2 separate regions of the Homo sapiens genome follow, and region 2 is linked to region 1. The links are chromatin contacts, found by POLR2A ChIA-PET in ENCODE. All regions are on one chromosome and are shown on one strand. The core of a region is the stretch at or near the end of the contact, and the rest is flanking DNA. Distances in the headings are between cores, read along the strand shown.

Evidence for each region. ChIA-PET counts read pairs that join two places held with the same protein, here RNA polymerase II (POLR2A).
Region 2: POLR2A ChIA-PET joins it to region 1 with 11 read pairs in T-cell. The contact joins the promoter of TAGLN2 here to the promoter of LINC01144 in region 1. POLR2A ChIA-PET finds 5 or more read pairs at or near these places in 2 of 52 experiments (B cell and T-cell).

The regions. Positions count from the first base shown.
Region 1 is chr1:45,300,080-45,306,057 of GRCh38, forward strand. It overlaps LINC01144 (long intergenic non-protein coding RNA 1144), which reads left to right and starts at 3,831. Exons shown (of 1, transcript NR_024270.1): 1 at 3,831-5,540. LOC105378691 (a long non-coding RNA gene) reads right to left here and starts at 3,667. Exons shown (of 3, transcript XR_947287.4): 1 at 3,413-3,667. RefSeq lists silencers at 158-452, 3,554-3,733 and enhancers at 3,404-3,463, 3,924-4,163.
Region 2 is chr1:159,922,628-159,927,133 of GRCh38, forward strand. TAGLN2 (transgelin 2) reads right to left here and starts at 2,880. Exons shown (of 5, transcript NM_003564.3): 1 at 2,823-2,880. LOC124904437 (a long non-coding RNA gene) reads left to right here and starts at 1,251. Exons shown (of 2, transcript XR_007066683.1): 1 at 1,251-1,324; 2 at 1,852-4,313. IGSF9 (immunoglobulin superfamily member 9) reads right to left here. Exons shown (of 21, transcript NM_001135050.2): 21 at 4,414-4,506. RefSeq lists enhancers at 151-200, 321-500, 901-1,000, 1,310-2,509, 1,982-2,558 and 1 more and a silencer at 1,841-2,250.

The sequences.
Region 1 (5,978 bases), core at 2,581-5,080:
TGTTGCTGTGAGGGGCTTGGCTGGGTTGAAGCTAAGCCCTCTTGCTGGGCATAGACCTTGCTCCAGGTCAGATATGGGAGTTTTGGCTCTTCTGACTGTGGTTGGGTGACCAACTCTCCCACCTGCCTGGGATTATCCCAGCTTTAGCACTGAAAATTCCTTGTCCTTGGAACACTGAAAGTTCAGTCCTGGGAAAACTGGGATGGTTGGTCACCCTATCAAGGCAGCTGGCCAGGACAGATGGAAAGGTATCAGACCTTGTGGGAAGAAGCTGGGCTTTTCGACAACCTTTCCAACTTGCTGGATGAACACACCAGGCTGGGGACCACTCAGCCTAGACTGAGTTAAGCTGAGGCCAATGATGACATCTACAGGTCATATGAAAAAACTGCAGCCTAAGAATCACCCACTTGGCCCGTAAGTGGTTCGTTCATACATTTATTGTGGTTCATATATTCATATATGTAATGTGAATAAACATATTCATATATTTATTGTGCTCTCAACACTGGGCATAAGTCTCAGGGGTCTTGGAAGGCATCCGCAAGCAAGTGAAATTTATGCTGAGGCTTGGTGATTGAAAAAGTGTTAGCCAGGTTAAGGTGAGAGGGAAAGAAAGAGCATTCCAGGATGGAGAAAACAGCAAAGAAAAAAGCCCTGAGTGCGAAGGAACAGAAAACCTTCAAGAAACAAATTATGGCATGGAGAAGGGGACAGCGGTAACCAAAAAAAGCTGGAGAGTTTGTCTGAGCCTAATCAACCATGGAAAAAGTTTCTGTCTTTACCCTAGGAGCAATCAGAACTTATTGAAAGGTTTTAAAAAGCAGGATAGTAACATAATTAGATCTGCATTTCTCAAAGTTAACTCTGGCTACAGGGTGGAAGCTGGTTTAAAGAGTAGCAAGCCTACCACTTCAACCCAGGGGGTCAAGGCCACAACGAACTGAGATCACGCCAGGGCACTCCAGCCTGGGGTACAAAGTGAGACCCTGCCTCAAAAAAAAAAAAAAAAAAAAAAAAAGAGTAGCAAGCCTAAAGCCAGGGAGGCAATTAGAATTAGAATATCATTGCAGTGTCCAGGTGGTACAGAAGGTGGTGGGGACAAAGGGAGGAAAAGAAAGGTGACCGTTGGTAAGAAATAATGGAAAATTGGCCGGGCGCAGCGGCTCACGCCTGTAATCCCAGCACTTTGGGAGGCCGAGGTGGGCGGATCACAAGGTCAGGAGATTGAGACCATCCCGGCTAACACGGTGAAACCCCATCTCTACTACAAATACAAAAAATTAGCCAGGCGTGGTGGCAGGCGCCCGTAGTCCCAGCTACTCAGGAGGCTGAGGCAGGAGAATGGCATGAACCCAGGAGGCGGAGCTTGCAGCGAGCTGAGACCACGCCACTGCACTCCAGCCTGGGTGACAGAGCGAGATTCCGTCTCAAAAAAAAAAAAAAAAAAAAAAGGAAAATTAGCCAGGCATGGTGGTGTGTCTGTGGTCCCAGCTTCCCAGCTTCTCGGGAGGCTAAGGCAGGAGGAGCTGGAGAGGTTGAGGTTACAGTGAGGCATGATTGCACCACTACACTCCAGCCTGGGCAACAGAGCGAGAACCTGTCTCAAAAGAAAAAAAAAAGGGAAAAGGATTATGGAAATAGAATGGGCAGGGCCATGGTGATTGACTAGAGGTGCGCATTGAGGAATAGGGACATTCAAGTAACCAGACCTGTAGGTTTCTGGCTAGGAGAGCAGTGGAACAGCTACTGAGATGGGAGCATGAGAAGGGGGAGGATAATGTTGGGTATGATTGATTTGAGGTCCCTGTGGGACATTCAACTCAAGATGACAAATAAGCAGTTGAATAAAGGTTAGGAAGGGAGACTTCACTGTGTGGATCAACTGCATGTAGATGGTAACCAAAGCTCTGAGCAGCACCAACATTTCAGAGTGGGCAGAGGAAAGACAACATGGCTAGAGCAAAACCAGGCGAATGTGGCACTATGAAAGCTGGGAGAAGAATGTTTCACAAAGGAGAGAATGGTCAACTGTATGAAGTCTTTTAGAGAAGCAGTGAAATGAGATCTGAAGATTGTCCATAGGACAACATGAAGATCATTGGTGACCTTAGAGCCTTTGAAGGTGCAGTGATAGAGAGAAGCCAAATTAGAATGAGTTGTGGAGTGAGTAGGAGGTAAGGTTGTGGAGAAAGCGAGTGCAGACAATTTGAATAAATGTAGCTAAACAAGTCACTAGTGGGAGGGTAAATAGGTAAAATCATAAATTAAACACACACATAGCTTTTACCCCAACAATTCTACTTCCAAGAAATCAGCCTACAAATATACTCCATATGTGCACAAAGACCTACAGAAAGGATGTTTACTACACCATTTTATAAACAGCTACAATGTTAATCAATAGGGGGCTGGTTAAATTAATATAACACATCCACACAATATAACACACACAGGGTATTACGTGGCCATTAAAAATACCATGGTAGGCTGGGCGCAGTGGCTGACACCTGTAATCCCAGCACTCTGGGAGGCCAAGGCAGGTGATCACCTGAGGTCAAGTGTTCGAGACCAGCCTGGCCAACATGGCGAAACTCCCTCTCTACCAAAAATACAAAAATTAACTGGGCATGGTGCAGGTGCCTGTAATCCCAGCTATTCTGGAAGCTGAGGCAGGAGAATCACTTGAACCCCGGAGGCGGAGGATGCAATTAGCCGAGATCGTGCCATTGCCTGGGCGACAGAGCAAGACTTCTGTTTAAAAAAAAAAAAAATCATGGTAGGGCCGGGCACGGTGGCTCAGCCTGTAATCCCAGCACTTTGGGAGGCCAAGGCAGGCAGATCACCTGAGGCCACGAGTTCCAGACCAGCCTGGCCAACATGGCAGAAACCCCCATCTCTACTAAAAAGACAAAAATTAGCCCAGCGTGGTGGCGCATGCCTGTAATCCCAGCTACATGGGTGGCTGAGACACGAGAATCGCTTGAACCCAGTGGTGTGCCACTGCACTCCAGTCTGGGCAACAGAACCAGACTCCATTTAAAAAAAAAAAAAAAGTACATATGGTAAATATTATGTGTATTTTACCAAAACAAGTTTTTATTTTTAAGGCACAATCTTGCCCTGTCGTCCAGGCTGGAGTGCAGTGGCGCGATCACAGCTCACTGCAGCCTTAACCTCCCCCAGCTCGGGCGATCCTCCCACCTCAACCTCCCGAGTAGCTGGGACCACAGGCCTGCGCCACTACGCCCGGCTAATTTTTGTATTTTTGTAGAGACGGGGTTTCACCATGTTGGCCAGGCGGATCTCGAACTCGTGATTTCAAGTGATCCGCCCGCCTCGGCCTCCCAAAGCGCTGGGATTACAGGCGTGAGTCACCGCACCTAGCCGAAAAAGAATTTTTTAAAGTCACCATCTCTACGAGGTTTTTCTGGGCCACCCCCCGGTAAAATGTCAAGCCCTCGACGAGCCGGGAGAGAGTCGGAATCCTGTGGGGGAGGCAGGGGCGTGTCCAGAAAGGCGGGAGCTTCCGGAACCGCTTAGAGCTAAGGGAGCTCGGAGCGGGGGCCGGGGCCGAGGGCGGAGCAGGGTGGGGAAGGGGCGGGTCCAGAAAGACGGGAGCTTCCGAGGCCGCCTCCACAGGAAGGGAAAGGGGCGGGAGCTTGGAGGGGGCGGGTCCAGAATGGCGGGAGCTTCCGGGGCCGCCGCCTCTGGAAGGAAAAGGGGAGGGAACGTAGAGGGGGAGGGAACGTAGAGGGGGCGGGACCAGGAACGAGAGCGCGTGGGTTTCTGGGGTGTCCGCCGGCGCCCCCTGGGATTGGGGAGAGAGGGAAGGGCTGAGGCTCACGGTTTCGGAGTAAGGGGAGCGGCCCGGCGAGCCGCCGCGCCTGGGTTAAGAGCTGCAGGAGGAACGTGGCTTCACGAGTTCGGCTCCTCGGCCATCCACAGCCCGGGCCTCCGCCTCTGCTGACCTGGCGGCTGTAGAAGGCAGAAGAGGCCTGAAACCTGCAGCAGGAGCACCACCCTGCCCCGCGGCCCCGCGCGCCCTCCAGTGGCGTCATCCCATCCGCTTTGATCTCGACTGGCGCGCCTACCCTCGGCAGCGGCACCCCTTGGGAGCGCAATCGCGGGCAGACTCCGAGGACCCATCTTGCGAAAGTTCTGCGAGGTCCTGACTTTAAGGGAACAGGGGTCGTACTTGGGCCATGGCCGGAAGGGAGATCCAACATCCATGACGACGTCTACCCCCCAGCCTGCCCCTTCAGAGCCCAGTCTGTGCCTTGCGTCAAAGTCAAGCAAGGGCTCTTGTAGGGCACCGAGCCCCAGCCAAAATCACCCTTTTCTTTCAGATAGCCCCCACTTACCCCCAGAAACCTTACTCTCTCCCTCGGGAGCAGGTGGGAAGTGAAAGGCCGGGGGGGCTGTTTCTGCTCTGCTTGTCTGTACCTGTGGCCCTTGAGTGGAAAACCCCGCCGCTGGACCAAAGACCTGGAGGCTCCAGGATTGCCCACTTGGGACCCTGACTATGAAGGGTCAAGATAGCCCATTCTGCCCCAGCACTCAGAGCCCTATTACCAAGGCCCCTACTCCAAGAATCCACCATCAAAACCGGGGCCCTGCCAGTGCCTTCCCAGTGTTCAGGCCTAGGGAAGAATAGCCCCATTATGCCTGTTACTCCTGATCCTTCTGCAGTCTCTCTCTTTGTGACCCCATGGCCTTTGCTGCTATGTCTGCCCTGGCCCCACAGAGTGCCAGGTCAGAGCCACCCTGGCCTACATAGCAGGGCCCCGGTTCACAGGCTAAAACCTGGGCCTCCTGCCAGGCTGCAACTCCCAGCTGCACACCGCAACCTGAGACATCTCAGCATATTCTAGGAACTAGTAATGGGGACGCTTCCGACTCGCTGGGGAAGGGAGATGAGGGCCTCTAGCTCTCCATGCCCAGTCTCTCATCATCAAAGTCATTTAAGGCCCCAGCGACCCCAGGGTTCAGCAGCATCCTGTTCATCATGAGCAGAGGGGTGACTGAATAGAATGGGAGGCAGGTGTGGCCTGAGCAGTTCCCAACCTGAATTTTCCTTTGAGCTTGGTGATTTGGGGCGGGGGATTGAGATATTTTCCTTTCACTTGTGGGAAATCTTGGGGCCCCACAAATCACTAAGCTGAAGGGAAAAGTCAAGCTGGGAACTACTCAGGGCAAACCTGCCTCCCATTTTATTCAGTCACTCCTCTGCTCGCTGAGATAGACACATACCTGATTGCCTCCTTTGGAGAGGCTTGTCAGAAACAAAATAATGCAACCATTTGTCTCTCAGCTACCTGCGACCTGGAAGCCCCCTCCCCACTTCGAGTTGTCCCCGCCTTTCTGGACGGAACCAACGTACTTCTTACATATATCGATTGATGTCTCATGTCTCCTTAAAATGTATGAAAACAAACTGTGCCCTGACCACCTTGGGCACATGTCGCCAGGACTCCCTGAGGCTGTGTCACGGGCACGCATCTTCAACCTTGGCAAAATAAAGTTTCTGAATTAACTGAGACCTGTCTCAAATTTTCAGGGTTCACATTTTGGTAATCATTGAGGGATTCTGAGTGGAGATGCCCCTGACTTTTGACAAATCTCCCATTGGTGCATGGTACCAGCATGAGCTAACTTTATGGCTCAAACCAATAGGACAATTTGCTGAGGTCTGAGAGTACCCCGTCCAGAGAATCCCTGATCTCCCAAAATTTAGTCAAGATCTAAAGTTTATTTTGCTGTACAACTCCTCTTTTTCTAGAGTTTTACTTGCTTCCAACACAAGGAAGGCAACTTTTCTCCTGCTTCCATGACAATGGAATGCAGGTAACTCCTATGGAGTCTGAGCTCACTTCTAACAGGGAAGATGAGTTTGTTTTTTGTTTTTTTCCTGCTTCTAGGATGGTAGAAAGCAGCCTTCGGCCTGAGACCCATCCCTAGATAGGTAACTGAATTGG
Region 2 (4,506 bases), core at 1,630-4,129, about 110 Mb after region 1:
CCAGTTCCAGACCTCTCTCCTGGGAGTGGCTGTGCTCAGGGCTGTTTCCAGGGACCAAGTGGCCTGAGGCTCGGGGATCACCATGGCACAGGTAAAGAAAGGGCAGGAGAATGATTAACCTAGACACTGGGGTTAAGAGCAGAGAGAAAGGCCTGAAGCCAGACACTTCCAGTGCCCCCCAACCCCCCAAGGCAGGACAAACTTGGCCTCCCAGACCCACCACTGGGTGGAAAGTGGATGCTGAGGAACCCCCTCCACCGCCCAACGCTGGGGCCTGGACACAGCTGGCAGGGTCACGGCCTCCAGCTGCAGTGTATCTGCTCCACTCTGGGGCCATTGCCCTCAAGCTCTGAGGTGCCAGAGCCATAGGGCGGGGTCCTGAGAAGGGGCAGTTCCAACCAGGCCAGGCCTGGTCAGCAGCTGTTTCTCTTCCCCACCCCCACGGGCAGGCAGAAGCTGATGGGCTGCGGCTGCTGGAGCTGGGAAGGCCCACCCTAGGGACACCCAGGGGACCTGCCCCTGCCTTCCCTCAAACATAAAGAAAACAGTAAGCAAGTTGCCTACCAGGGTGAGAAGAGATATGCCCAGCTGGAAGACAGGTGTGGGGGACCCCCAGAGCTGGGGACCCCAAAGGAAGGTGACAGCTGAACAACCTGGGGGATGGACTGGCAGGGAGCAACCTAAACCCTAGCGCTACTGCAGCTGTGAGAACAACCCTCACCCTCACCCTGGAGTTACAATAGGCGGGAAACGGGGAGGGGCCACGCAAGGCACTCGGCCCCACCCAGACCCTGGGCTGGAAGCTTACCTCACCAAAGCCAAAGCCAAAGAAAAGGCGGACATGGGTGGGGGCAGGGAGGACTTCAGGGTTCTTGGCTAGGGTGTTTAATTGGGAAGACAAAGGGACTCTCCATCCACCGTGCAGATGGAACACAGGAGAACTTCCCAACTCAGATTTGGGACAGGGAGTGTTCTCAAAGAGCAGCACAGTGAGGGCACCAGCCCACAGAGCGAGGTGCCACAGCCAGCAGCAAGGATGGGGGGCGGCCCACAATTAAGGGAACCACCGTAGGGCAGCCCCTCACCACCGAGAGTCAGGAGCAGAAGAGAAAGCTGAGGCTACACAAACAGGAAGCTCCAAAGCTTGCGTGGGAGGAGGGGATGAGGTGGGGGCCGTTGCCATGGCTTCTGTGTACCAAACAGTGTTGGAGGCTGGGTGGGGGCTCCGGGCAGAAACACCCTGTCAACACAGACGTTGTGGTGAGCAGGCTGTGAGCACGGGAGCAGAAGTGGGATCGTCTCAGCAGTGCTCGGGTGTAGCCAGGTGCAAGAGATTATTCCAGGAGACAGCTATAGTGGGGATGGACAGCGTGTGGGGGAAGATAGGAAATGACCCGTGTTGGGGTGAAGAAGAGGACTCAGGAAGTAGTTGTTCAGGAGAAGAAATCCCCTGGGAAGGGAAAGTGTTCTGAGCTAGAGAACCCACAGCTGAAAATTCTGGAGGGAGAAGGGATGGAATGAAGAAAGGATTAGGGGCCAATCCCGGGGTGGGGGACAGGGGCAGAGGCCTTGGGGTGAGGGAGGGAGTTGCGGTTGGACAAAACCTATTTGTTGGTTCTGGAATGGTAGGGCCCTACTGGGCCCGCCCTGCCTTGGCCTCCTCTGCAGTTGTAGGTCTGCCCCTTGTAGTGGGGAGGAGAAACTGGGAGGGGGCTAGAGATAGAGAGCCATTGCTGTCTGGTGCTTTGAAGTCAATGAGAACACTGGGGGAGCCCCGTCCCAGCCGCAGGTCTTCTACATCGAATCCCACACTCCATCCCCACTCTCACCCCGTTTCTCTCTGCCCCACAGATACCAACTGCTCACAGATCTCCCAGGACACCGGCTTCAGGTAGCCCCAGGAGGCACAGGGCGCGGGGGGAGGCGGCAGTCCACCTCCGGTCCTGCAGGTCCGGCCTCCCAGCCGCCGCCCCCCACCCCCACGACCACACCCTGGGCCGTTACAACAGATGAGTCACCCACCGCCCTCCCGCCGCTGGGGTGACGCAGTGGTCTGGGCAGCCCGCCCGTCCGCCCGCGGCCACCACCGGCTTTCCCAGCAGCAGGGGGCACCCGGTGGGGGCAGCGGCGCTCGGGCAGGGTAAAAGCAGCCACCACCACCCCCACAACCTCACACAGGGCACCCCGGGGCGCAGTCAGGGCTGCAGCACCCAGACCCCCGAGGTCAGGGGACCGTCATAGAGATGACTGGAGCTTCACAGAAGGTCACCGTGCGACCCATGCAGAGCCCCCTAGCCCCAGCCCGTGACCTCAAGTCCCCAGAATAGCAAGCTAGCAGGAACAGGAATGAAAAGGGCGGCCTCGGGGACTCAGAGGGCACGCAGTGCTCACACGTGCTCCTGGAACCAGGAAGTGAAGGGTCGCGCGGGAAAGCCCAGGAGCACGAGCTGGCCCAGGGCCGGCGCCACGACCCGGGGTCACTCGGGGCCAGCCAGCTAAAGTCCGACGCCCTTTTTTCCCCTCGCCCCAGTGAGGACTCAGCGATGGAGCCCGCGGGTGGGGCTCAGTCCCTGAGTCCCTGCTCCAGACGGACGCCCTGTCTATGCATGGGCTAACCTCGCCTGACCTCATCGTCCAACAATGTCGGGTCAGGGCTTGGGGACAGGACCTGACAGCACGGGGCGGGGTAAAGTAGTCACCGGACCCTTGCCTGGTACCAGCCCTTGATCCCCGAGCTCGCTGGAGCAAGTTCAAAGCGCTGGCTTCTTGCTTTCTACACAGCACGCACATGTCCCCGACCCCCGTACCCCCGACCTGCTCACCGTTCAAGCGGGCTGGAGAGCGGCGCACTGACTCAAGGCAAGGGCTGCAGCTGCAAGTGGTGCGCCCTGCCCAGCCGGGGATTTTCAGGAGGGTCCCGCCTCAGACGGGGCGGACCCGGGGCGGGGCAAGGGCCAAGAAGGTTTAAAGGCGCCGCAGCGCAGAAGGAGGGAGGACTGCTTGAGACAGAGGGACAGTAGACCAGAGCAAGGGTTAAAGGTTCGGGGAGTCTGAATCTACAAAGGCGGCTGCAGTGGTCTCCACCCGTGAGTACCTCAGCCTCCACCGAGAGCCCGTAGACTTGTGCCCCAGTAGGAAACTTTCTGCCTAGAAAGTTAGCTAAACACTGTGGGCGTGTTTATGTAGGAAGAAGCCTCCTAGTTTAGAGGCTGGCAAGGTAAAAGGAGGCACAGGAAGGCCTTCCCCCGACCCCAACTGACTAGTGTGTGACAGGACTGGGACTTGCAGGCCGGGACAGCACCCCCACGTGATCTTGCTCACCTCTTACTTCAAGCCTGGGCAGGGACTAACAGTGAGGTCACTCTGCCCAGGGCCCTAGGGGTGTTTTCGGTGTTGGGACCCAGGGCTCAGACCTGTCTTCTCCCTGCCTTTCATCTCCTTTTCTATGACCTGGTATCTCTTCCTAAATCCTGGAGGGATCAGAGGGGGAGACCTCAGCGCGAGGAGGCTGGCTGGGGTTCTTTTGTCTCTGAGGGTGGAGGACAGCACAGTTCAGGGGTGGAGAAAGAGCCCCCCATCCTTTCAGGCTTCAGTTGAATAGAGTCCCCCGGGGTGGAGTTCTGCACACATGATAGAGTCCTCCCTTGAACCTGAGATTCCAGGATGTCAATATCCAGTCCTGTCCAACCTTTCTATTATTCTCTGTTCCCTCCCCGAGTCCTACACAGCCCTATATTCCAGTCCCACTGATTGTCAAGCATTCTCACTCTTCTGTGCCTTTACAAAGGCTATTCCTCTGCCTAGGACAGTTTCCCTTCCTTGACTGGCTCCCCACCTGCTCTACCCTTTACCTGCTGTGTGACTGTTGTGCATTCTATGCTTGAGTTCCCTGGTCTATAGAACAGAGCTAATAGTACTACCTAATTCATAGAATTGTAGAGAACTAAACAGTCCACCTATAGGGCTTAGAGCAGTGCCTGGCACATAGTGAATACTATTATTACCACCATCTATCTGTGAGGGTCCTGAGGACTCCCCCCCAATATGTGGCATTTGTCCCAGCACACGATATTAGCGTTCACTAAAGGTGGCCTTGAATGCAACATCTTCCTTTGTGCTACAATAACCAACACATAGCTTTATCACGGAACTTATCATACGGTAACTATTTCTTTGTCCGCCTCACTGACTAGAAAGAACTCCTCAAGGGCAAAGGCGTGCTTCCAGAGCTTTGTATTTTCTCAGTATCTACTTCAGTGGCTGGCCTTTAGTAGCTGGCCTCCGTAAGCACTCAATAAATGTTCTTGAATGAATGCTGAATGCACCTCCATTTATTCAAGAAGATTCTCCTCTTCTTTAAGGGTCCAGGGATTTTCCTGGCACTCTCTCAAAGACAGATAACACACAGAAACATCTTTCAAACTTTGTTTATTCACCTGTAAAAAACTTCACACACACACACACACACACAGAGAGAGAGAGAGAGAGAGAGAGAGAGAGAGAGGC